Regions from separate parts of the Homo sapiens genome. Here regions 1 and 2 are each linked to region 3. Evidence: chromatin loops called from intact Hi-C (ENCODE). Cell type or tissue: PC-9. All regions are shown on one strand.

Region 1 (8,000 bases), 100 kb before region 3:
AGCTGTCTGAGATAGGTATTGTCATGAACATTTTATATGTAAGGGCAGTTTTTCTCCAGTTAGAATCAAAGAACTGGAGCTGGAAGGAAGTTTGGAATTGCTGGCCTTTTTCATCAATTGGTTAATTAAACAATTTTTAAGTAAATATAATGTGCTAGACTCTAAGATGCTCTGGGGATTCAAATATAACCACTCTATTCCAGGCTTCATGTGCTGATGAGCAAAATAATATATCACTACTAGCAATAGTGTAGCAATTTCATAGCACTAATAAATTTGAAATTTTAAACCATTATTATAAGTAGGAATTTTTTATACACCCCAAGTGAAACAGTATACATCAATAAAAATGTGTTCTAAAGCCCTATTTATGTTTGTTATAAAGTAAACTAAGGCACAACAAAATTTCAGAGTCTCTTTGAGGAAACAATGATTCATGAATGGGACAGCTCCAAACCAGAAGTGGCTTAGGAGCTCCATGGAGGGAACACAAGAGGGCAGCTTTTATAGGATGAACATAGAAGTAAAGCAAAGAAAATATTTGATGGGTTACAATTATACAGTTGCCTTGTTTGGTCTATCCCTTTGGAAAGTCCCTAGTTACATAAGTTTATTGGCTACTTCTGATTGGTTGAGCTTAAGTTCTGTTTTTAATATAGGCATTTATAAAATATAGCTCAAGTTTCACTTACGCTTGTAAATCAAGCAAGGTTATGATGAGGCATAACCAATTTTGTCTGCTCAAGAATTCTTCAGGCCTGGTTTTCATTTTGTTTTCTTTAACATTTTAGTACCTATAAATTTACTTCTTTAACTGCTGCATAGTATTCCACAGAAGAATGTACCATAATGTATTTGCTCATTCCTCTGTTGATGTTACCAATATTTTGTTGCAATGGACAACTTTTTGTATAAATGCCAAAGTACTTCATTAGAAAAATTATACTAGAATAGAAGTAGAATTGGTGAATCAAAGGATATTCACATTTAAAAGTTATTATATAGATTACAGATGGTCCTGACTTACAATGGTTCAACTTATGGTTTTTCAACTTTATACAATGATGTGAAAGTGATGCACATTTAATAGAAACTGCTTTGAATTTGAATTTTGGTCTTTTTCCAGAGCTAGTGATAAGTAGTATGATACTCTTACCTCACACATTCAACATTTATTATAAAATAGATTTTAAATTAGATAATTTTGCCCAACTGTAGGCTAGTGTAATTGTTCTGAGCAAGTTTAAGCTAGGTTAAGCTATGATGTTCAGCAGGTTAGGTGTATTAAATGCATTTTTGACTTAAGATTATTTTCAACTTATAATAGTTTTATCAGAACACAACCTATTGTAAGTCAAGGAGCATCTGTATATAGATACTGTCAAATTGCTAAAAACACTCTATCAATTTATGTTCCTGTCAGTATTATCAGCATACACTTTTTTCAAAATTCTCACACAATATTATTCATCTTTAAAATTCTGTCAATACAAAGCTAGAAAAATGACTCAAGTTATTTTAATTGGTTTGTGAGGAGGGCAGAAGAGCAGGTTAAGAGAGACTTTCACTTTGTTTCTTCACATCTAATGGGAGACAAATCTGCATGACCTGGGCTAAAGTGGACTGAGCCAGTCTGAGACAGGGCTGCAAAGCCTTTGGCAGATGTCAGCATTCTTGAAACACAGAGGCTCTTCAAGGCTGTTCCTAGTGAAATTTTAAAATTGTGGTTTAAAAACAAGGATTACTAATTGCATTGATATTAATATAGCCAAGACTTGCTCTTTTTTGATTAATGAATTCAGGGTATATCTTTTCCCCTTTCTTTTACTTTCAATCCACCTGTGTAATTGAAGTTGAAGTGAATTTCTTATAGATAGCCTATTGTTGGAACATGTTTTTATTTTTATCCCCTCTGCAAATTTCTGTCTTTTAATTCGTGTATTTAGACCACTTACATTTAAGGGAATTGTTGATATGTTAGGGCTTATATCTGCCCCACTACTTTGTTTTCTTTTTGTTTCCTCTATTTCCTGTCCCTCTGTCTCTCTTTTTTGTACCTTCCTATGGGTTGATTGAACATGTTTCAGGATTCAATCTTAATTTATTTATTTTATGTTTTTAAGTTGTAAGAGGGAGGATCTAGGAGGAGTGGGGCTTACCATCATGGCTGGAGCTGGAAGTTGTTGAGTAATTATTTTTTATTGTCATAAAATGTACATAACACAAACTTTATCACCTTAGCCATTCTAAAGTGTGCAATCAGTGGCTGTGCAGGGAGAAACTCTCTCAAACTGTGTCTTTACTCTCACACTACAACAATCAACACAGAAGGCTTCTATGACCAAATATGTTGGGGGTTAGGGGGTTGGTTGCCACACTTCAAGCAGTGGACACCAGCCAAATGTCCTCCAATTCGATTCTTACACTATCTACCTAGAGATGGCGTCAGATCCCATGGGTTGGGTCTCAGTCCCCAAGACTGTCTCCTCTACACCAGTTGCAAGTCTGGGCCTCTGAAACTTCTGACCAACTAGCTTGAAGTTGAGATTCCCAGGAATCCCCTCTTTGGGTTTGATTAATTTTCTGGAGCAGCTCACAGAATTCAGGGAAACACTTAAATTTACTTGTTTATTATAAGGAATATTACTAAGAATACAGATGAAGAAACACATAGGGAGAGACATAGGGGAAGGGATGCAGAGTTCCATGCCCTCCCTGGGCTCCACCCTCCAGGAGCCTCCATGTGTTCAGCTATCTAGAAGCTCCCTGAACCCAGTCCTCTTGGATTTTTATGGAAACTTCGTGACATCAGCATTCCTTCCCCCAGGGTATGAGGCGAGGCCCTCATCGGGGAGACTCTTAAGACCCACAATCAGAAAGACAGGGAACATTAGAATCCTGCCTTGGGTCAGGTAAAAGGAATGCAGGAAAGAGATTATTTCCTGAGGCCTGCCCCTGAGACCTAACACACCCAGCATTATAACGAAAGACTGTAACAAGGGATGTGGGAGTTATGAACCAGGAACTAACTGTGAAGGAGAACATCATCGACTGTGCCAAACGAGCTCAGATGTCCAGGAAGGGGCTGACTAAAATGCATTATTTGAATATCATGATGCAGAAGATATATATATCTATATATCTATATAGATAGATGAAAACAAATATGTATATTTTCTATAATGTTCTATAACACAAGAAGTTTCCCAAACATTTATTTACATTGTTTGTTTATTCCCAAATATTTATATTTCCCAAATACGACAGCAGGGAGACTGAGAAATCACAAAGGACAGATGAGAGCGATGTTACTTAATGCCACAGAACAGGACATCATTTAAAGGAGTTACTCAAAGTGTTTCAGTTACTGCCATTAGGAACTCCTAAGCCCCTCGGCAGTGTGGGTGGTACGGGGTAGGTGTTGAGGTTAGCAGCACCCACAGGCTTCTCTTCACGCAGGATATGCTATATAGTGAATCGGTATCAAGACTGGAGGAAGGTAAGGGTTTCCAGAAAACCACCTTCAGGCCATGGTTTGGAGTAGTCTTATTGAAGTTTACAGAATCAAAAGTTACAGATAATTAGGAGGCATTGAAATACAGACCTGTTTTCTTTTTTCTTTCTTTCTTTTTTTTTTTTTTTTTTGAGACGGAGTCTCACTCTGTTACCCAAGCTGGAGTGCAGTGGTGAGATCTCGGCTCACTGCAACCTCTGCCTCCTGGGTTCAAGTGATTCTTCTGCCTCAGCCTCCCAAGTAGCTGGGACTACAGGCGCACCCCACCACACCTGCCTAATTTTTGTATTTTCAGTAGAGATGGGTTTCCACACATTGGCCAGGCTGGTCTCAAACTCCTGACCTCGTGATCTGCCCGCCTTGGACTCCCAAGTACTAGGATTACAGGCATGAGCCACTGTGCCCAGCTGACCCAGTTTCTACGACCAGTTTAGCCACAAAGTAGACATGTAACCAGAGGAAAGTGACTTAACCTCCTAGGGCCTCAGCTTCCCATATTACACACCCCTGGGATGAGAATGATAGGAGGTGTAGCGGGGTTGAGCTGGATAATATAAGGTTCCTTACAGCTCTAGACATTTATGATTTAACATTTTTTATGGATTGCTAATGCTGCTTTTTTTTTTGTTTTAAATGTCAAATTCTTGCATGTATAAGGCCTTGATTCTTTCAGGCCTGGGTTGTGTTGATTTATGGGCATGAGCTAATTCCAGATGACTCATTCTAGAAGTGATTGTGTAAGTATCCTTTACTTAGCTAAACATATGCAACATAAATTCATCTACTATAACATATGTTCTCTCAGAACATGCTACTGGCCAGAGTTATTAGATTTTGTTCACACCATAGATCCTGCTGTATTTTACAGCACTTCAGAATAACAATCATTCTTTTAAAACCCTTCTACACACCTTTGCTGTTTCTGTAAATACACCTGTCCTTTACAAGCATCTGGCTCTTTCTATGCATTCTTCCTCCAGAAATCATAGTATTATAGATTTGGAAAATGCTTGGCCTTCATTTTCCTGTTACAGACTGGTTTAGGTGTCCCTCTTAATTGTTCTTAATGCATTCAGTATATTCATTCATTTCTTAATTCATTAAAAATATGCACCATGCCAGGTGTTGGGGACATTGCAATGAACAAGACAGGCATGGCCCCTGCTCTCATTCAGTCATGTCTAGGGGTAAAGGTAAACCTTGGATAAGTAATAATTGGTGTGCTGACTGTTAAGAAGAACTACAGTGCTATACAAGCTGTATGATCATATTGGGCTTTAACCAATTCCTTGGGAATCAGATTTCTAGATGAAGTGGCATTTAAGTTGAAATCTGAGTAGTGAGTAGGAGTTAGCCAGGCAAAGATGAGGAGGGGGACCACTCCAAGCTGAGAGAACAGCTGAAATGAGAAAGTCCATGCAATATTTTTTTTTTTTTTTTTTTTTTTTACCATAAGAAGATCACACCGGCCAGAATGGAGAGAGGGCTGGGGAGGGTGATTTGACCTGAGTCTAGAGAGGCAGGCACAGATCAGACCAGGATGCTTATGGCAGGCCACGCTAAGGATTTTGGACTTTATCCTTATGGAAGTTGGAAATCATTAAGAGTTTAAAGAGAGATATGATCAAATCTGATATTTTAAATAAAGCTCATTTGGCTGTGATGTGGCAAGTGGGCTGGAGGGCAGGGTGGTGAGAGGAGACACAGGAAGCTCAGTTGGGACATTCCTGCTGTGGTTCAGACGAGAGCTATGTGGGCTTGGACTAGGGCAGTGTGTCTGCTTCAAGGGGAAAGGGTTTGGTGTTTTGTGGAATTTGGGGAATGAGGGAATGTTTCATGAAGCCGAAGGGGAGAGTGTTTTTAAAAGGAGGACATCATCGACTGTGCCAGATGGAGCTGAGATGTCCAGGAAGGGGCTGACTACACTAGAATGCATTATTTGAATATCATGATGTGGAAGATTTTTTGGGGGGGGGGGGCAGACTCTTGCTCTGTCACCCACACTGGAGTGCAGTGGTGTGATCTCAGCTCACTGCAACCTCTACCTCCCGGGTTCAAGTGATTCTCCTGCCTCAGCCTCCCGAGTAGCTGGGACTACAGGTGTGCACCACCACGCCTGGCTAATTTCTTGTATTTTTAGTAGAGATGGGGTTTTGTCATGTTGGCCAGCCTGGTCTCGAACTCCTGGACTCAAGTGATCCGCCCACTTTGGCCTCCCAAAGTGCTGGGATTAGATGTGAGCCACCGCACCCACCCAGAAAGATATTTTTGACCTCAGGAAGAATGCTTTTGGTGGAATGACGAGGGTGAAATCCATAGTGTGTGGCTTAAGGAGTGAATGGAAAGAAGAGGAGGAGAGAGAGGTGGAGAGACTACACCTCTTTCCAGAAGTTTGGCTCTGAAAGTAAAGAGAAAGGGTTAATACTAGATGGTAACAGTAAGTAAAGAAAGAATTGTAGTTTTACAGTTTTTTTGTTTATTTGTTTGTTTGTTTTTTGAGGCAGAGTCTCACTCTGTCGCCAGGCTAGAGTGCAGTGGCATGATCTTGGCTCACTGCAGCCTCTACCTCCCGGGTTCAAGCAATTCTTCTGCCTCAGCCTCCCTAGTAGCTGGGACTATGGGCACGTGCTGCCACGCCTGTCTAATTTTTTTGTATTTTTAGTAGAGACAGGGTTTCACCATGTTGGCCAAGATGGTCTTGATCTTCTGACCTTGTGATCTGCCCACCTTGGCCTCCCAAAGTGCTGGGATTACAGGAGTGAGCCACTGCACCCGGCCAGTTTTACAGTTTTTAAAATGGGAGAAGCTTCCACACATTTAGATGCTAAAGGAAGGAACAGATAGGAAAGATTTAAGAATCAGGAGAGAAAAGAGACAATAGCTTAAGATTCCCGACTATGGGGTAGAGGAGAATGCTTAGAACCAAGGTGGAGGAATTGGTCATTTGTCACATTTGCTGACATTTTACTGACATTTTCTGGCTGGATGTCTGTCTCCTTCACTGGGCTGTAACCTCCTGAAGGTGAAGGCTGAAATTCTATTTGATTTTATATCCCTAGCACTTAGTGTAGGACTTAGCACGATAATGTGCCCTCTGAGTGTTTGGCTGGGCTGACGTGTCACTTGTGGTAGGAAGGTCTCTACAGATGTGTTCCCTTAAGGATATAGACTGAAGGCCTTGAATGCTTAGGAAGCTGGGGATTGACTTGAGGTAGGTAGGGCTTCTTGGATAGATTTTTTAAATGAGAACTATGAAATGGCAAAGCTGTCTGGCCTGTTAGGTTAGTAACTTTGGCTGTTTATGCCTGATCCAAAGCCCTAGGCTAAAATCAGTCATGGTGGAGATAAAGAGCAACCTACAACATGCAAGTCAAGAACTACCACAGTGAATTCTCTCCTTCTTAGCTATCTCCTTGGTCTAGAAAGAAAGATGAACCCCACAGCAGCACCCCACAAGAAGAGAAACAGTGCTCACTCATTTGAGTCTACTTCTCATCAGATCTGATGCAACTTATCTGCACAGGCCATGAATGGAACAATGAAAAGATGACCTGAAATCTTTCCCCACTCAGTTGCTGTTAAATTTAACACAGACATAAAAATTAAGAAATTCAGTGAAACAATTATATTGCATTTGTATTTTTCTTCTGCACTGCCATTAATATTGGCTGGTAAAAATTATTCCATACTTATTTCCATGAATTTTGAAAAGACTTAAAACTGCCTGATATACTTGGGTGATATTCTTCCAGGAATGATAAAATGAGACAGAAATGGCCTTTGAGTGTTTTCAGGAAGGGAAAATGGAAAATGAAAGCTGGACTAAAAGGTGTTACAAAAGCAAACTAGTTAATACTTCCAAGAAATGAATATGCTAAGATATTGTTTGCTGATCAACATTTATTAAACATTTACTGTGTACCACTGATCTAGGCTCTTGGCCAGATATGAGCAACAAAAAGAAGATAGTGTAGTGCTTGCCTTCCAAAATCTAGCACAGTCCTAGAAAGAATTCAGGTTTCACTAAGGCTACTTAGGGAGAGAGTTCTCTAGGTTCTAGAAATTAAGGCAGGCACCCACACAAAGACTCAGTTGCAAATGGGTGGAAAGAATGATTTTTATTAATCAGCACAATATCTTAAAAATCCCAGTGTAGCCTTCTTTGATAAAAGACAGAGTACATGACTTAGAGGCTTAAGAGGGGTCTTCTACTACCCATTCTGGATTTCTGTTTTGAGACTTGGAAGTTCTAAAGTCCTTGCAGAGGAGATTCTGAGGCCCACCAGTAGCCTAAAATCTCCAGGCCTGCTCCCCTCACTGCCCCCACTCCTGGGTGGAACACAGACGTAGAAGATGCTACTCAGCTCAGTGGCCCTGCCCACCATGCACCTGACCCTGTGAATGCCTGTGGCTGGCCGTTCAGGTTAGTTCTTCTTCCCTCCTCTCCCACACCATGGAGACACAGGAAGAGAAGGAAGATACGTGT
Region 2 (8,000 bases), 370 kb after region 3:
TTATTTACATTTGTAGGCTACTTCAGACATCTTCAAAGTCAGAGTCCTTATTTTGCCTTTTAGAGGTGCTAGATAGTGAAGAAAAGATGAACTTTGTAATTAAGTTGGATGTTCAAATGGTAACTACTTTTTAAAAATAAGGGTTTTGATTTAACTGGTAATACTTTGGCTTTTTTCTAGTCCCTTACCCCAGGATATGCTTAAATCTTTTATTTATTTTTTGAGACAAGGTCTCAACTCTGTCACCACGCTGGAGTACACTGGCATATGGATCATGGCTCACCGCAGCCTTGACCTCCTGGGCGCAGGTTATCCACCTCAGCTTCCCGAGTGGCTGGACTACAGGCGTGTGCCACCACATCCAGCTAATTTTTATATTTTTTGTAGAGATGGGTTTTCGTCATGTTGCCCAGAATGGTCTTGAACTCTTGGGCTCAAGCAATCCTCCTGACTCAGCCTCCCAAAGTGCTGGGATTACAGGTCTGAGCCACCACACCCAGCCTTAAATTTTTACCTATTCCTTCATCCTCTCACTAGCTTCTATTCTTACCACATCTGCTTTATCTTCCTCTATATAAAAATGACTTCAAACTTCTCAAAATCTGTCCCCATGAAATGCCTTTAGCTTTAATTTCTTCTAGCAAGTAGTCTCTGGTTTACTTCCCTAACTTTTTATCTTCTAATTCTGCATAAATTTTTCCTTTATCTTATATGGCAAGATTTTGTCTGTCTAGAATATGGATAGGGACTACAATTTGTCCCTTACTCTGTATGTTAAGATGTTTAATAAATTGTGGGAAATGGACTTCATGTGACAGTTACGCTAAAGTCTTATTTTTAAAAAATATTAAAATGTTTTCCCCTTCCAGACTCCAAAAAACAAAGCTACAATCTTCAAGTTATGCAGCATCTGCCTCTACCTGCCACAGGAACAGCTCACCCACTGGGCAGTTGGCACCATAGAGGATCACCTCCGTCCTTATATGCCAGAGTAGAGTACTGACCAGCAAAATGGAGAAGATCAGAGAATGCAGCAGCAGTTTTTTTTCTTGTTTTCTTACCACTTTATTCTTTCAGAGTTTAAAGAAAATGGACTCATGCACAGAACACTATGCATTTTGAAACTTGTTCATCCTGGATTTTTTTAAATCATTTTTATCTCAGAACTTAAACAAAAATTAGATGTCGTGCACGGACTGTGTGAAAGAAGATGCTTTGCATATTTGCTGCACTGCATCAGTATCTTACTAAAAATGTGAAATGAAAGGACTATTGTACACTGAAATGCTTAAATGTATCTGAAAGCACAAGGTGATACTCATTTTTATGGTCTTCCCATTTGTGCTGGTTTTTGCCTCTTTGACATCTGTCATCAGTATTTAGAGGGTGAGAAGTGAATGTAACAGGTATAAATAACATTTTTAAAAACAATAACTTTGCTATAATCACAGTTGTTCCAGAGCACTGTCAGATACATTCTAATGACCAGAACTGGTTTAAAAAAAGAAAATACAACCATGGGAAAGAAATCTTAAATGAAAAACGCATCTCATTGTAGGCATTTTTGCCTCATATTTTACTGGGCCATGTTTGTTTCCTGGTACTCATGTATTTTTTTTTTCCAGATCTCTTTCCCCAAGTTGCTATTGTAAGAGTATTCTGCTGCGTGTGGATGCAGTTATACACATTAAAGCAGATCTGGAGTCTGAAGTAGCTATAAAGCAGCTATAAAACAGAAATACATGCATAGCTGCAGAAACCATGATAGGTAGAGGACTTTTCTTTTGGTTTTGTTTTGTTTTGTTTTGTTTTGTTTTTGGTTTTACAGAGAAGAGATTTTTATTACAAAGAAAAAAATTCCAGTGAATTGTGCAGAAATGCTGGTTTTTACACCATCCTAAAGAAAAACTTTACAAGGGTGTTTTGGAGTAGAAAAAAGGTTATAAAGTTGGAATCTTAAATTGTAAAATTAACCATTGAGTGTCAAAGTTCTAAAAGCAGAACTCATTTTGTGCAATGAACATAAGGAAAGACTACTGTATAGGTTTTTTTTTTTTTCTCCTTTTAAATGAAGAAAAGCTTTGCTTAAGGGTTGCATACTTTTATTGGAGTAAATCTGAATGATCCTACTCCTTTGGAGTAAAACTAGTGCTTACCAGTTTCCAATTGTATTTAGCTTCTGGTTGGAATTTGAAAAAAAAAGAAAAAAAGAAAAAGAAAACCTAAATAAAATAGGTGAAAGTTCCCTGACTATTCAGGTGAATACACAAAGTTTGAAGTGTTAACTTTTTCTTTCCATTTCACTGATGTTACTGGTCACCTTAGAGAATTATTTCATAGTCTGTGGCTAAATAGTAAATTCAGAAGAAAAATACCTGGCAATTGAGTGTGTAACTTCAACAAGAACAGGAATCAAGAACATACTGTCAGCTTTCAACAGTTAGCAACCTGGCCTTATGCCTTGCTTCATGGGAAAGGGCCATTCTTAAATTTCAAAATGCTTTCATGTGTCCTCTTATTTAAAAATTAGAATCTATTTGAAATAACATTTTGAATGTTTATTATAACCAGGTACTCTTCTAAGCTCTTGTCTTAACCTCTCAACCTTTGGTGGAAATAGATGCAGAGGTTAAGTAACTTGCTCAAGCTCAGATCATAAGTAGTGGAGGATTTAAAACCAGGCTGGCTGGCTCTTAAGGCCTATGCTCTTAATTTACCATGTTGAATTAATTTACCATATTGAATTACACTTATGTTCACCAAGTTAGGCATTTTGGCAGCCATTGTTTACGTTTTTATTTTGGAATAATTTAGAAAAGTTACCAGAGTAATATGAAAGCTGTTGTGTAATCTTTACCCTCATTTTTATTATTTTGCCACATTTTTTTCATTTTCTCTGTACACTTATACCTGTGAGCTATTTGAGTTTGTTGCACACTTTGTGCTTCCTTACCCCTTCCTTAGTACTTCGGCATATGTTCCAAGTACAAGAATATTTCATATAACTAGAGTAAAATTACCAAACTCAGGGAATGTTGATACTCTTTATCATCCATATTCGTTTTGTTGTCCCAGTATCCTTGGTAGCTTGTTTTAGATCCCCCCCTCTAGAGTACAGGATCATTGAATTTAGTTGTTCTCAGTTGTCTTTAATGTGGAACAGTTCCTTAGCCTTTATGTGTTCCATGACCTCTATGTTTTTTGGAGTACAGGGCAATTTTTCTTGTAAATTGTTACTCATTTTGCATTTGAATTGTTTATTCATGCTTAACGCCCTTCTCAAGTATACTCTCCATCTGCTCTTCATTGATGTTACTTTTGAGCGCCTGGTCAAGGTGTCCTGGTTTTGCCCTATGTGTGGTACTTACTACTAGCAATCTCTGGGAAGCAATGTGCAAATACCCTGTTCCTTTATCAGGAGCTCCCTTGGCGATTCTTTCCAGACTAAAACCCAAACCAGTCTTTAACTATGATGGTTACAAAATAGTGATTTTCCAAATCTAATGCTTTGTCCATTTACAGCATTTGTTGTAAGAGAGTGTTCTATCTCTGCCATTTATTATCTACCTAAACACTATGGCCTCATATTTTTTCCCTCCAAATCATAATTTGCATGCCTTTATTATTTTGAGCATCTCCTTTCATGCATAAGATACTGTAACCTTTCTGTCCCAGCCTCAAGCCCTGGAGTCAGCTGTTTCTCCAAGGAGCCCAGCTTCCTTTTAGTGGGAAATACTAGAAGTAAACATCTGGGACTCCTGTATGCTCACTGCTGCTATTGCTACTGTGGAGTCTTCTGCCCTTTCACAGTGGACAGATCAGCAGGCGATCTAATGTAGGGAAAGGATTTGTCTTTAACTGTTAACTTGACTTAAATTTACTTAAAGCTGCATCCTTTTTAGTCTTTAGTCATGAAATGTTCATTAAGATTCCCTGACAGAAATCAAGTAAGAGTCAGCTGGGTGCAGTGGTTCACACCTGTAAGTCCAGTACTTGGGGGGCCAAGGCAGGAGGATTGCTTGAGCCTAGGAGTTTGAGACGAGGCTGGGCAACAGTGAGACCTTGTTTCTACAAAAATAAAATTAGGCGTGGTGGCACACGCCTGTAGTTCCAGCTACTCAGGAGACTGAGGTGGAAGAATGTCTTGAGCCTGGGATTTTGAGGCTATGGGAAGCTGTGATTGTATCACTCCAGCCTGAGTGACAGAAGCTGTCTCAGAGTGCCACAGTCAACTGAACTTGGAGACTTCTGAGAAGTGAACTTGGTCTTTTCAATACTATAGACTTGGAGGTTTGAGATCTGCATGGTTTTATTCTCGGTACAAGAAAAGGGGCTAGTAGCATGCTTTTTTTCTTCCCCCTCTATTGGACCATTTCCTGTAACACTAACATGCTTAGCCTCAAACTTTTCTTGAGGTCTTTTTTAGGCATATGGCTCAATCTATTTTATTTTTCAATATGGGCTGTAGTTCATATATTTTGAAGTTTCATAATCTTAAAAAAAGGAAATGCAAGTGTAGCTTGGCATTTTAGATCTGGGAAGGACCTAAGATTCGCTAAGGATTGGCCATTGCTGTGGTCTCCATGTGTTTCCCCTAAATTTGTATGTTAAAATCCCAACCCCCAAGGTGATATTAGCAGGTGGGGGTCTTTGGGAAGTTATTAGATCACGAGGGCAGAACCCTCAAGATTGGAGTAAGTGCCCTTACAAAAGAGAACCCAGGCTGGGCACATTGGCTCACACCTGTAATCCCAGCACTTTGGGGGGCCAAGGCAGGCGGATCACCTGAGGTCACGAGTTCGAGACCAGCCTGGCCAACATGGTGAACCCTGTTTCTACAAAAAACTACAAAAATTAGCTAGGTGTGATGGCACATGCCTATAGTCCCAGCTACTTGGGAGGCTGAGGCAGGAGAATCACTTGAACCCAGGGGGCAGAGATTGCAGTGAGCCGAGATCGTGCTGCTGTACTCCAGCCTGGGCAACAGAGCGAGACTCCATTTCAAAAACGAGAACCCAGAGGGCTCACTTGCCCCTTCCACCACACAGTGAGAAGGCACCATCTATGAGCCAGGAAGCGGGCCCTCACCTAACAGGATCTGCTGGGCCTTGACCCAGGACTTTCCAGCTTCTAGAACCATGAAAAATTTCTGTTGTTCCTAGCAGCCCAAACAGAATTAGAACCATTAATTTCTATTTCTCCTTTAGCTTAACACTGGACTTTAGTTTTAATCTTAACTGAGAGTGGTCCTGCTAGTTTCTTTGCTTTACCTGTTTTTAAAACACTTTGAGCTAAGAATTTTTCACCCAATTATCACACATGATTAGAAAACAAGATGCTTAAAGTGAAAAAAGACACCCCCACCTTTACCCTACTTGATATCCAGGTCCTTTTCCTCCAAGAATATTTCTAGCTGCTTCTGGTTTTGCTAGTTTATTTCAAAAATTACAATTGTTTGAGTCAAATCTATACTTGATATTCATTGTTGGGTTTCTTTAGGTCATTCTGCTGTTCTCTCAGTTTCCCAGGTGTTTTGTGTGTCTTCCTTGTGCTATTAATTTTCCTGTGGCCTTGTTGGTCAGATCCACAGAGGTAAATGCAAGTGTTTTTCCTTGCTTCAGAACATGTGCTGTAATCACTATATCTTCTCCTAATTTTGCAGGTGACATGTACCTTGAAAGAAAATGAATATAGTTAACAGCAGATAATTTTTCAAAGGGAAAGTTGTGTGCATCTCACAACAGTGTTCCTATGTAACTTATTTTACTCCTAAAAATAGTTTTAACGGTAGTATTGGTAAGCTTTCTGTACTATCAAATGTGAATGGCTGGTCCTAACCAGGTTCTATTTTACCCATTCCTTACCCACACAAGTTTCTTTTCCCAAATATGTGAGAAGAGGTTTTCTTGCCTCCCCTTTTTTCCCTTTACATTTCCCACTTCACATTTATTTGGGGCTGGTGAAAGATTTCCTCCAGCTTTCATTTAATCTCCTTAACTTCTTAGATGAAATATCACTTGGTGTCTGTATATTGTCCTATCCATATTTACAATTTATTTGACTCTAAAATGACAATATAACAACTATAAGGAATTGATATGATGTCCTTACAATCTTGATGATGGACTGTCTATATTTTTAAGAGATGTACATCCTAGTCACTTGTAATCATAAGTTGTCTTTAACTCAGCTGGCTCCAGCTAATTAAAAAAAAAATTGGGGAGATGAGGATTGTTTAAAACAAATGTTAATGTTTTAAAGGGAAATAATTTCCTTACAGTTTATTTTTATGTTTCTGCTTTTTAGAAAGAAACCTTTAAAAAGGATATGTATTTTTGCCATATTCAAAATAAGACTTCAGTATTTATGGCTAGGAGGTATAAGAAAGGTGGATCTGGCCGGGCACGATGGCTCAAGCCTGTAATCCCAGCACTTTGGGAGGCCGAGGTGGGCAGATCACCTGAGGGCAGGAGTTCGAGACCAGCCCGGCCAACGTGGTGAAACCCCGTCTCAACTAAAAATACAGAAGTTAGCTAGGCATGGTGGTGGGCACCTGTAATCTCAGCTACTTTTGAGGCTGAGGCAGAAGAATGGCAGGAACCCAGGAGGCAGAGGTTGCAGTGAGCCGAGATCGCGCCACTGGACTCCAGCCTGGGCAACAGAGCAAGATTCCATCTCACAAAAAAAAAAAAAAAAAAAAAAAAAAGGTGGATCTTATTGCTGGAAAGAACAGGCTTGTCTTTAATTCACATACCTCAATGTAAAGAAATGAAAAATAGTATGTTTAGTAGTAGTTTGGCCAGTTTTTATTATTTCCCTAAATTTTGTCTTAGAAATCAAGAATTTTGGCTAACAGCCATTAACTTAAACTGAGGGAAGATAAGGAACCCTTTGTGCTACAGATGAGTAAACATTAAGTCCGGGGAATTTGGAGATTGACATTTTGTCAGTAATACTCTAAAATTTCCCCTTTTGTTGTTTTGGAACCTCGCTTGTTTTTAACCTAAGTCACAGTCTAACAGGCATCCTCAGTCTGTATAATATAGGACTTGATGTGCAGGGGTGGAGTAAATTTGGTACCATGTCAAGTAAATCAAAGAGTGAATCATGAAGTGTTAACTGACTGAAACATTATTCATTTACTTTTGAAATATCTCTAACTTTTGAAAGACCATGTCCTAGTTTTTGTTGAAGTGAATCAGTTTTTGAAGCGTAGGCAGCTCTTGATGGCCAATGCTTTTGGCAACACATATTTGAAAGGCCAAAACTATGTTTGACTTACTGAAAATTCCTTAGGGTTCTAAAGGCAAAAGTACCTTAGTAGATCATGAAATGCAGTGCTAGGTTTGAAGATCTCTCTGCTCTTAATAGAGACTTTTAGGGAAAATCAAGTCATCTACTGATCTCACCTCTTACCACATGAAATAAGGACTGCTGAATATGCACACCAGTAACATAAGCAGAGCCTTTCTTTTCTGTACATCTTAATTTCAAAAAGAGCATTTGGCTGCATCTTGTAATTTGCTTATTGTACCCTCAATTTAAGTTATTCCCATGAAGAGGGACTGAATGTTTCTTAAGTAAACTTGATAAAATATTTAGATTCCTTAAAAGCCTACATTGGCTGGGCGCGGTGGCTCACGCCTGTAATCCCAGCACTTTGGGAGGCCAAGGCGGGCAGATCACAAGGTGAGGAGATCGAGACCAGCCTGGCTAACACGGTGAAACCCCATCTCTACTAAAAATACAAACAAATTAGTCGGGCATGGTGGCAGGCGCCTGTAGTCCCAGCTACTCGGGAGGCTGAGGCAGGAGAATGGTGTGAACCCGGGAGGCGGAGCTTGCAGTGAGCCGAGACTGCACCACTGCACTCCAGCCTGGGCCACAAAGCGAGACTCCGTCTCAAAAAAAAAAAAAAAAAAAGCCTACATTATTTCCATTACCCTCATATCTACTCACAATGGCTCTCTCAACCTGACCTCTCAGTTAGTTACATTTTT
Region 3 (8,000 bases):
AGAAGCAGTCTTCATAACACAAAAGTGCAAGGTGGACCCTTCCTTACACCTTATATAAAAATTAACTCAAGATGGATTAAAGACTTAAAACGTAGGACCTAAAACCATAAAAACCCTAGAAGAAAACCTAGGCAATACCATTCAGGACATAGGAATGGGCAAAGACTTCATGACTAAAACACCAAAAGCAATGGCAACAAAAGCCAAATTTGACAAATGGGATCTAATTAAACTAAAGAGCATCTGCACAGCAAAAGAAACTACCATCAGAGTGAACAGGCAACCTACAGAATGGGAGAAAATTTTTGCAATCTACCTATCTGACAAAGGGCTAATATCCAGAATCTACAAAGAACTTAAACAAATTTACAAGAAAAAAACAACCCCATCAAAAAGTGGATAAAGGATATGAACAGACACTTCTCAAAAGAAGACATTAATGCGGCCCACAGACATATGTAAAAAAGCTCATTATCACTGGTCATTAGACAAATGCAAATCAAAACCACAATGAGATTCTATCTCATGCCAGTTAGAATGGCAATCCTTAAAACATCAGGAAACAACAGGTGCTGGAGAGGATGTAGAGAAATAGGAACACTTTTACACTGGTAGTGGGAGTGTAAATTAGTTCAACCTTTGTGGTTGAGGATCTAGAACTAGAAATACCATTTGACCCAGCAATCCTATTACTGGGTATATAACCAAAGGATTATAAATCATTCTGCTATAAAGACACATGCACACGTATGTTTATTGTAGCACTGTTCACAATAGCAAAGGCTTGGAACCAACCCAAATCCCCATCAATGATAGACTGGATAAAGAAAATGTAGCACATATACACCATGGAATACTATGCAGCCACAAAAAATGATGAGTTCATGTCCTTTGCAGTGACATGGATGAAGCTGGAAACCACCATTTCCAGCAAACTAACACAAGAACAGAAAACCAAACACCACATGTTCTCACTCATAAGTGGGAATGGAACAATGAGAACATATGGACACAGGGAGGGGAACATCGCACACTGGGGCCTGTTGTGGGATGGGTGGATAGGGGAGGGATAGTTGATGGGTGCAGCAAACCACCATGGCATGACCTGCACATTCTGCACATGTACCGCATAACTTAAAGTATAATAAAAAATAAATAAAATAAAAAGAAATGAAATAGTGGCATTCACAGCAACCTGGATGAAACTGGAGACCATTATTCTAAGTGAAGTTACTCAAGAATGGAAAACCAAACATCGTATGCTCTTGCTTATAAGCAGGAGCTAAGCTGTGAGAATGCAAAGGCGTAAGAATGATAAAGTGGACCTTGGAGACTCGGGGAAAGGGTGGGAGGAGGGTGAGGGACAAAACACTACACATTGGGTACAGTGCACACTGCTCAAGTGAATGGGTGCACCAAAATCTCAGAAACCGCTAAAGAACTTATTCATGTAATCAAACACCACCTGTTCCCCAAAAACCTATTGAAATTAAAAAAAAAAATTGTGCTGAAAAAAAAAAGTGCAAGGTGAAGCAGTAAGTGCTGATGTAGAAACTGTAGCAAGTTATCCTGAAGATCTAGTTAGGATCATTGATGAAAGTGGCTATACTGAACAATAGATTTTCAATATAGATGAAACAGCCTTCTACTGGAAGAAGATGCCAGCTAGGACTTTCATAGCTAGAGAGGAGAAGTCAATGCCTGGCTTCAAAGTACAATGTGAATCTTTTGCTCAGGGCTAATGCGGCTGGTGACTTTAAGTTGGAACTAAAGCTCATTTACCATTCTAAGAACCTAGAGCCCTTAAGAATTATGTCACATTATTCTGCCTGTCCTCTATCAATGGAACAACAAAGCCTGTTTTCAGGTAATACACTTGTTTTCAGTATACGTTACTAAATATTTTAAGCCCACTGTTGAGACCTGCTACTCAGAAAAAAATTATTTCTTTCTAAATATTATTGTTCATTGACAATGTGCCAAGTCACTCTGGTGCTGTGATGGAGATATACAAGGAGATTAAGGTTTCATGCCTGCAAACACAACATCCATTCTGCAGCCCATGGATCAAGAAGTAATTTTAACTTTTAAGCCTGATTATTTAACAAATACATTTCATAAGGCCACAACTGCCATTGATAGTAATTCCTCTCATGGACCTGGGCAAAGTAAATTTAAAACCTTCTGAAAGGATTCACCTTTCTAGATGCTACCAAGAACATCTCTGATTCATGGGGAGGATGTAAGAATATCAACATTAACAGGAGTATGGAAGAAGTTGATTCCAACTCTCTTGGATGACTTTGAGGGGTTCAAGACTTCAGTGTATGAAGTAACTGCAGGTGTGGTTGAAATAGCAAAAGAACTAGAATTAGTAGTAAATCCTGAAGATGTGACTGACTTGCTGCAATCTCAAAACTAACAGATGAGGAGTTGTTTCTTATGGATGAACAAGGAAAATGGTTTCTTGAGATGGAATATACTCCTGGTGAAGAGGCTGTAAACACTGTCCAAATGACAACAAATGATTTAGAATATAACATAAACTTAGTTAATAAAACAGTGGCAGGATTCGAGAGGATTGACTCCAATTTTGAAAGAAATTCTACTGTGATTAAAAGGCTATCAAAGAGTATCACATGCTACAGAGAAATCCTCTGTGAAAAGAAGAGTCAATTGATGTGGCAAACTTCATTGCTGTCTTATTTTAAGAAATTGCACCAGCCACCCTAGCCTTCAGCAACTACCACCATCAAGGCAAGGCCCTCAACGAGCAAGATTACAACTCGCTGAAGGCTCAGATGATCATTAGCATGTTTTTTAGCAATGAACCATTTTTTAAATTAACATATATAATTGGTTTTTAGACATAATGCTCTTGCACATATAATGGACTATAGTATAGTATAAACATAACTTTTATATGCACTGGGAAACCAAAAAATTTGTGTGACTCATTTTATTATTTGTTTTCTCGCGGGGGTCGGGAATCAAACCCACAATAACTCTGAGGTATGCCTGTAAATAATATATAATGTATATATGCATGTGTGGGTGTAAGTGTGCATGCATGTGCATGTGTGTGTGTGTGTGTAACTCCAAGGACAAAGATGTGAAGCACTTACACCAATCTATTAACAGGGAGAAGAAAGACAGGAAGGTAATGGAATCTTCTACCTCTTACTCTATATGCTTCTGTACCATTTAAATGTATTACTATAAAGCATTTTTATATTTGTTGTGGAATTAGAAAAACAAAAACATTAGTATATATAACATTGTAAACCCTTAACTCTACCGCTGTAACTCAGTTATAATATTTTTAGTATTCTTTTCTAGCTTTATTAAATATTTCTATTTTTAGTTAGATATTTTATATCTTCTTAGACATCATGTTTTCATATTACTACATGTTAAAATAATTATAATATTCCATATTCTGAATGAGCCATAGCTTCAACTTTTCTTCAATTGTTGACTATTAAACAATCTTATGAAGATACCATCCATATTACATTTTTCATGTTTTAAATTCTTTTCTTGCAAGAAAATTCTTGAAATTGGATTATGGAATCAAAGGATATGAACAATTGTTCTGATGCATCTCAGTCTTCCAGTGAATGTGCAGGCCCATGTAACATGGACAGTCTTCTGTGTTCTACCTAAACATATATTTCCCACGGTGCTCCACAATGTTAATTCTGCAGAAACTACCACTCTGCTGTTTGCAAATGTTACTCGTGCACTCTTTCTTTTCCAAAAATGCCTTCAACACCTTTAAGGGGATAATGTTTTCTGAGAAACAACGAAAACCTTATTCAGTGCCTCCATATATTCTAAAGCATTAACCAAACGTAAGAAAAAAGATATCAGAACTTTGCCTTCTTGTCATGGCCATGTTATTATTTTAACAGCTAAAAATCAAGGTTAGTTGAACCAAAAAAATAGTTAAACTAGAATTGTAAGAATAAGTATTTTCCCTGTGGACTCAATTTTAATTTGAATGGAGAAAATGCTACCTTGAACAGTTGCAAGTAGGTACATTAGGAAACTGCAATGAGCCTATGTTGTCGACAGGTGGCGGAAGAGGACCACATCAAAACCCTGCGGCCGGCACACTAGTTCCTTTTTGCCCCTTTGAAAGCTGTAGCTGTGGACTCCATGAGGACTTCAAAGTAATTAAAGCGGCTGCCTTTCACCTTTTCAAGAGTTTGTTTCATCTGATGTATCTAGGAAGAGAGGGGCTTCCTTTGGGGTCCCAGTGGTCCCTTGGAAGCTCTCCCTTGAGTCTTCACACAGATACCCCCTCCACCCTGTAGCGTCCTGTTCACCCCACTGCCTTGCAGGCTGATGTGCGGCACGCTTCACCGAAGCTTTTGGGTATTTAAGGACACTACAGAGCAGAAGGTTAAAAATTAAAGTTTTATGCTAAGTATGACTTCCTCTTATTTTGGTGAAAAACTAACCTTCCTTCCTTCCTTCCTTCCTCCCTCCCTCCCTCCCTCCCTTCCTTCCTTCCTTCCTCCCTCCCTCCCTCCCTCCCTTCCTACCTTCCTCCCTCCCTTCCCTTCCTTCCCTTCCTTCCTGAATGAGATGGAAGATCTCACTATGTCTCCCAGGCTGGCATCAAACTCCTGGGCTCTATCAGTGTTCCCACCTCACCCTCCCTAGTAGCTGGGACTACAAGCATGCCCCACCACACCCATCTCTAAGGCTCCCTTCACAGGAGGGTGCTTTGGGATGCACACAACTCCTAATCATTATTTCCTGCTCTCAAATCCAGGCCTCTTTATAGGGAGAGGGAAAAAAATGTATCTCTCCTTCCTATCTCACCCAGGCATTCTTCACCCAAGATTTAGGAGACCTCTTCCACTCAAAGGAACTCATCCTAGGACCTCATAGGAACTCATCCTAGGACCATGCCTGTTCCTAGGCAGTGCATTTCCAAATGAAATATTCACACTAATAATTCCTCAATGGCTTCATAGATGCAATCAGCCACCACCTGTATCACTGCAAGACCCCGGGGTCCATGGCTGAGAGGGAGGGAGCCCTGCTGGCTTTGGACTTCAAGGCCTCCTGGCATCCAGGGCAGGCAGGTACACTCTTAGTATGGCTGTCTTAGAGATCTTCCCATGGCTAAACATGCAGGTGAAGGTGGACTCAAACCCACAGACCTTTGAGCAATAAATGTTTATTTTCCCAGAAAGTTGTCTCCATTTTTAGGAAGGAAGGGATATTTTCCTAACTTGCCAAGCAGAGGAGTTCAAACGTCACTTTATTAGGCAAAGCAATGTTATTTCTTGTGTTTTGAAGTCACTTCTCCCCAACCACCCCCCGAGCCGTTTTTTTTTTTTTTTTTTTTCAAATTATGCATCTTTAGGCCAACCAGGAATAGGAAAGGGGCCTATGTCTAAGACATTCATTTCTTAATGAACATTCCCTTCAGTACACAAAAGCTAGACTCCCTTAACTTTGAAATGCCATGTTGTAGGGGGTAGGTTCTTAGGGTCCTCCTCAGCCTCAGCCTGTGGGCAGGTGGGAGTTGGGTAGTTTTGTTCTTTCACTTACATAACTAAAAAACCAAGATGGGAGGACTGGACGCTCTGTGTAACCACAGATATCACGCCATTGAAGGGTGCAGTCCGAATGAGAGAGTCTCATGTGTTAATAATTATCTGCTACTCACAAAATGGTAGCCCTGCCCAGTAATCCAGCTAAGGAGCTAAAAAGAGAATTTTTCATTTTTGAGGCATGGACCTACCCCATCTGGACCTGTGGAGAGCCTGTTTCCATTAAAACAGCATTTACCAACCTGGTCATTTCAGTAGCTGTGATTGGCTCAGGTGAATGAAACTTAGCAGTAAAAATTTTCATTTATCTCTTTTGCATGGAAAAACCTTTAAGACTGGGGTAAATGTGCTTCCACAAAATAGGTCAAGTAAATTCTTATAAGGCCAAGCAATGAAGCAATGTTTCCAGGGGCCTCAGGCCAATAGTTCTGTAGGAAAAAAAAATGAAAATATCAGTGGCCTCGCAAGCCAGGAACAAACATTTTGTTGCCCTCTGGGTAGATAGATGTTATTAAGCATTAAGTTCAACTAGACATTTGGGACTCAATGATTAGGGCATTTGTGACCATTGCAACAGTGAGTCCCAGCTGCCCGAACCCCACCAGCTAAAGTATCCACAGCTCTGGTGCATCTCTGTAGAACTTACAGTGAATTCTGGAAATGGTACATGCCTAATAATAATTATGTTATCATTGTACACTTTTTTTTTTTTTACAAAGTGTTTATGAAGACAGACATGCTTCAATAACATTACCTAGGAAATGTAGCATTTGCGTTCCCGCCCAGAAGAGAACTATTTTGAGCTTGGTTGGGTCCCATCTGGAATTGACTTTTCCCATTAAAAGGACAAAATACTAAACTTTACTCTTATTTCTCGCTAGTGACTTGGGGCAGAAAAGAGGTAACTGGAGAAAAAGTGTCCTGATTAAGGAGAAAGAGCAGTACTACAAAATTGGGCAAATAAAGGGAGAAATCCTTCCCGGGATAATAATTCATCCTGGGCTTATATTTTGTAAAGCTTATTACAGAAAGCGAAAACTCCTTAGGGATATAATTGCAAAAACACTCTGAACTTATAGTGCTACACCAAAATGAAGAATTTGCTTTGATGCATGATTAGTTTTAGCATTTATCCAAATTTAGTCCCCTGTAGAATAAGAATAACTTTGGACACAGAGGAGATATGAACTGGATAGCCAGAGATAAATAGAAACACAAATCAGAACAGAGCAGAGGTCATTCTTATCGCCATACTCAGCTAAGGGTTTTCATCAATTTATATTGGAAATGAATGAACAATTCATACTAAAAACTCATGGTATCATTTACAGTTTACCATGTATAACGTTCAAAGTAACTGTAAGGAAACCTACAACTGATTCTCATTCTAGAGTGTGGATTTGATTTCAACTCCTGTGCTTGTGTTTATAGGCTCAGGATTTGAAGAACCCTTGGGTGGTGGTGGATGAGATGACTCCTTTAGGGGGCTCTGACTCGCCACTGAGACAAGATCCTGGGTCTCTATCCTGGCTAACACGGTGAAACCCTGTCCCAGCTACTCAGGAGGCTGAGGAAGGAGAATGCCGTGGACCCGGGAGGCAGAGGTTGCAGTGAGCCGAGATAGCGCCACTGCACTCCAGCCTGGGAGACAGAGCGAGACTCCATCTCAAAAAAAAAAAAAAAAAAATCCTGGGTCTCAGACAGAGTAGATCAGGTGAGGTGAGCAGCAGCTCCTGTTCCTTCTGGAGCGTCACACACCCCATTTCCACAGCACTCCTTTCCTCTGAGCCAGTTATAGCTCCCATTAAGTTTCTTCTTTCTTTGCATCTGTCAAGACCTCCACCATCCTCAATGCTTACCTCCGTGGCATCCCCAGCCTGCACCTCTCCTTCTCCAAACCCCCATCACACCATACAACTGAGCCTCCAGTTGATGGCTGGCCATTTAAGGTGAGTTAGTGTTGACTCCTCTGCAAGCGCTGGAAGTCAGGGACTACATCTTATATTCTGCGGTCATACTGCCTAACACAGTGACATTTTCAGTTAATCCTTAGCAATAACAGCTAGCATTTATCAAGTTTTATGATGTATCAGGTGCTTTGTTAAGCATACAACATACATTGTTTCTTTCAAGATACAAAGATTTTGTTATCTCTGTGTTGTCAATGAAAAAACTAAGGCTCAAAGAGCTAGTTAACTAGACAGCCCAGTGTCACGTTATTCATATGAATCCACTCGTGTCTTCCTCTACGTGAGGCAGGTTTCTCCTATGCCCTCTGCATGGGTGTAGGGGAAGGTGGTTCTGGTGATTTCATCTGGCCCCAGGACCTTTGCAAGTTCGTAGCATACTCCCAGTGTGCCCACAAAACCTGTGCTTTGCAATGCTAAAGGCATTTCTGGAGACATGAGAGTGGCTAGGTGGGAGGGG

Evidence for each region. Hi-C counts contacts between places; a loop is a spot of excess contacts. Peaks named below come from ENCODE experiments on the same cell type or tissue, not always from the same donor. Only the 100,000 strongest peaks of a DNase experiment are listed, where the experiment ranks them.
Region 1: a loop joins it to region 3, with 2.2 times the contacts of the local background. A loop is called at or near these places in 13 of 110 quality-filtered maps.
Region 2: it touches region 3 in a loop (6-fold over the local background); 16 of 110 quality-filtered maps call a loop at or near these places.

Annotation. Positions count from the first base shown.
Region 1 is chr6:25,170,300-25,178,299 of GRCh38, reverse strand. No RefSeq gene overlaps it. Among named protein-coding and RNA genes, the nearest start is that of CARMIL1, 110 kb to the left of the region's middle. RefSeq lists an enhancer at 3,067-3,567. In PC-9, no CTCF peak of the experiment used is centred here; DNase peaks (open chromatin) are centred at 2,919, 4,099 and 5,279; H3K27ac peaks cover 5,763 bases.
Region 2 is chr6:24,699,132-24,707,131 of GRCh38, reverse strand. ACOT13 (acyl-CoA thioesterase 13) reads right to left here. Exons shown (of 3, transcript NM_018473.4): 3 at 2,086-5,673. The coding sequence ends at 5,517. It overlaps C6orf62 (chromosome 6 open reading frame 62), which reads left to right. Exons shown (of 5, transcript NM_030939.5): 5 at 870-2,271. The coding sequence ends at 995. Among named protein-coding and RNA genes, the nearest start is that of C6orf62, 16 kb to the left of the region's middle. RefSeq lists a silencer at 7,671-7,835. In PC-9, no CTCF peak of the experiment used is centred here; no DNase peak of the experiment used is centred here; H3K27ac peaks cover 1,790 bases.
Region 3 is chr6:25,067,038-25,075,037 of GRCh38, reverse strand. No RefSeq gene overlaps it. Among named protein-coding and RNA genes, the nearest start is that of RIPOR2, 140 kb to the right of the region's middle. In PC-9, CTCF peaks have their summits at 3,860 and 4,071; a DNase peak (open chromatin) is centred at 4,097.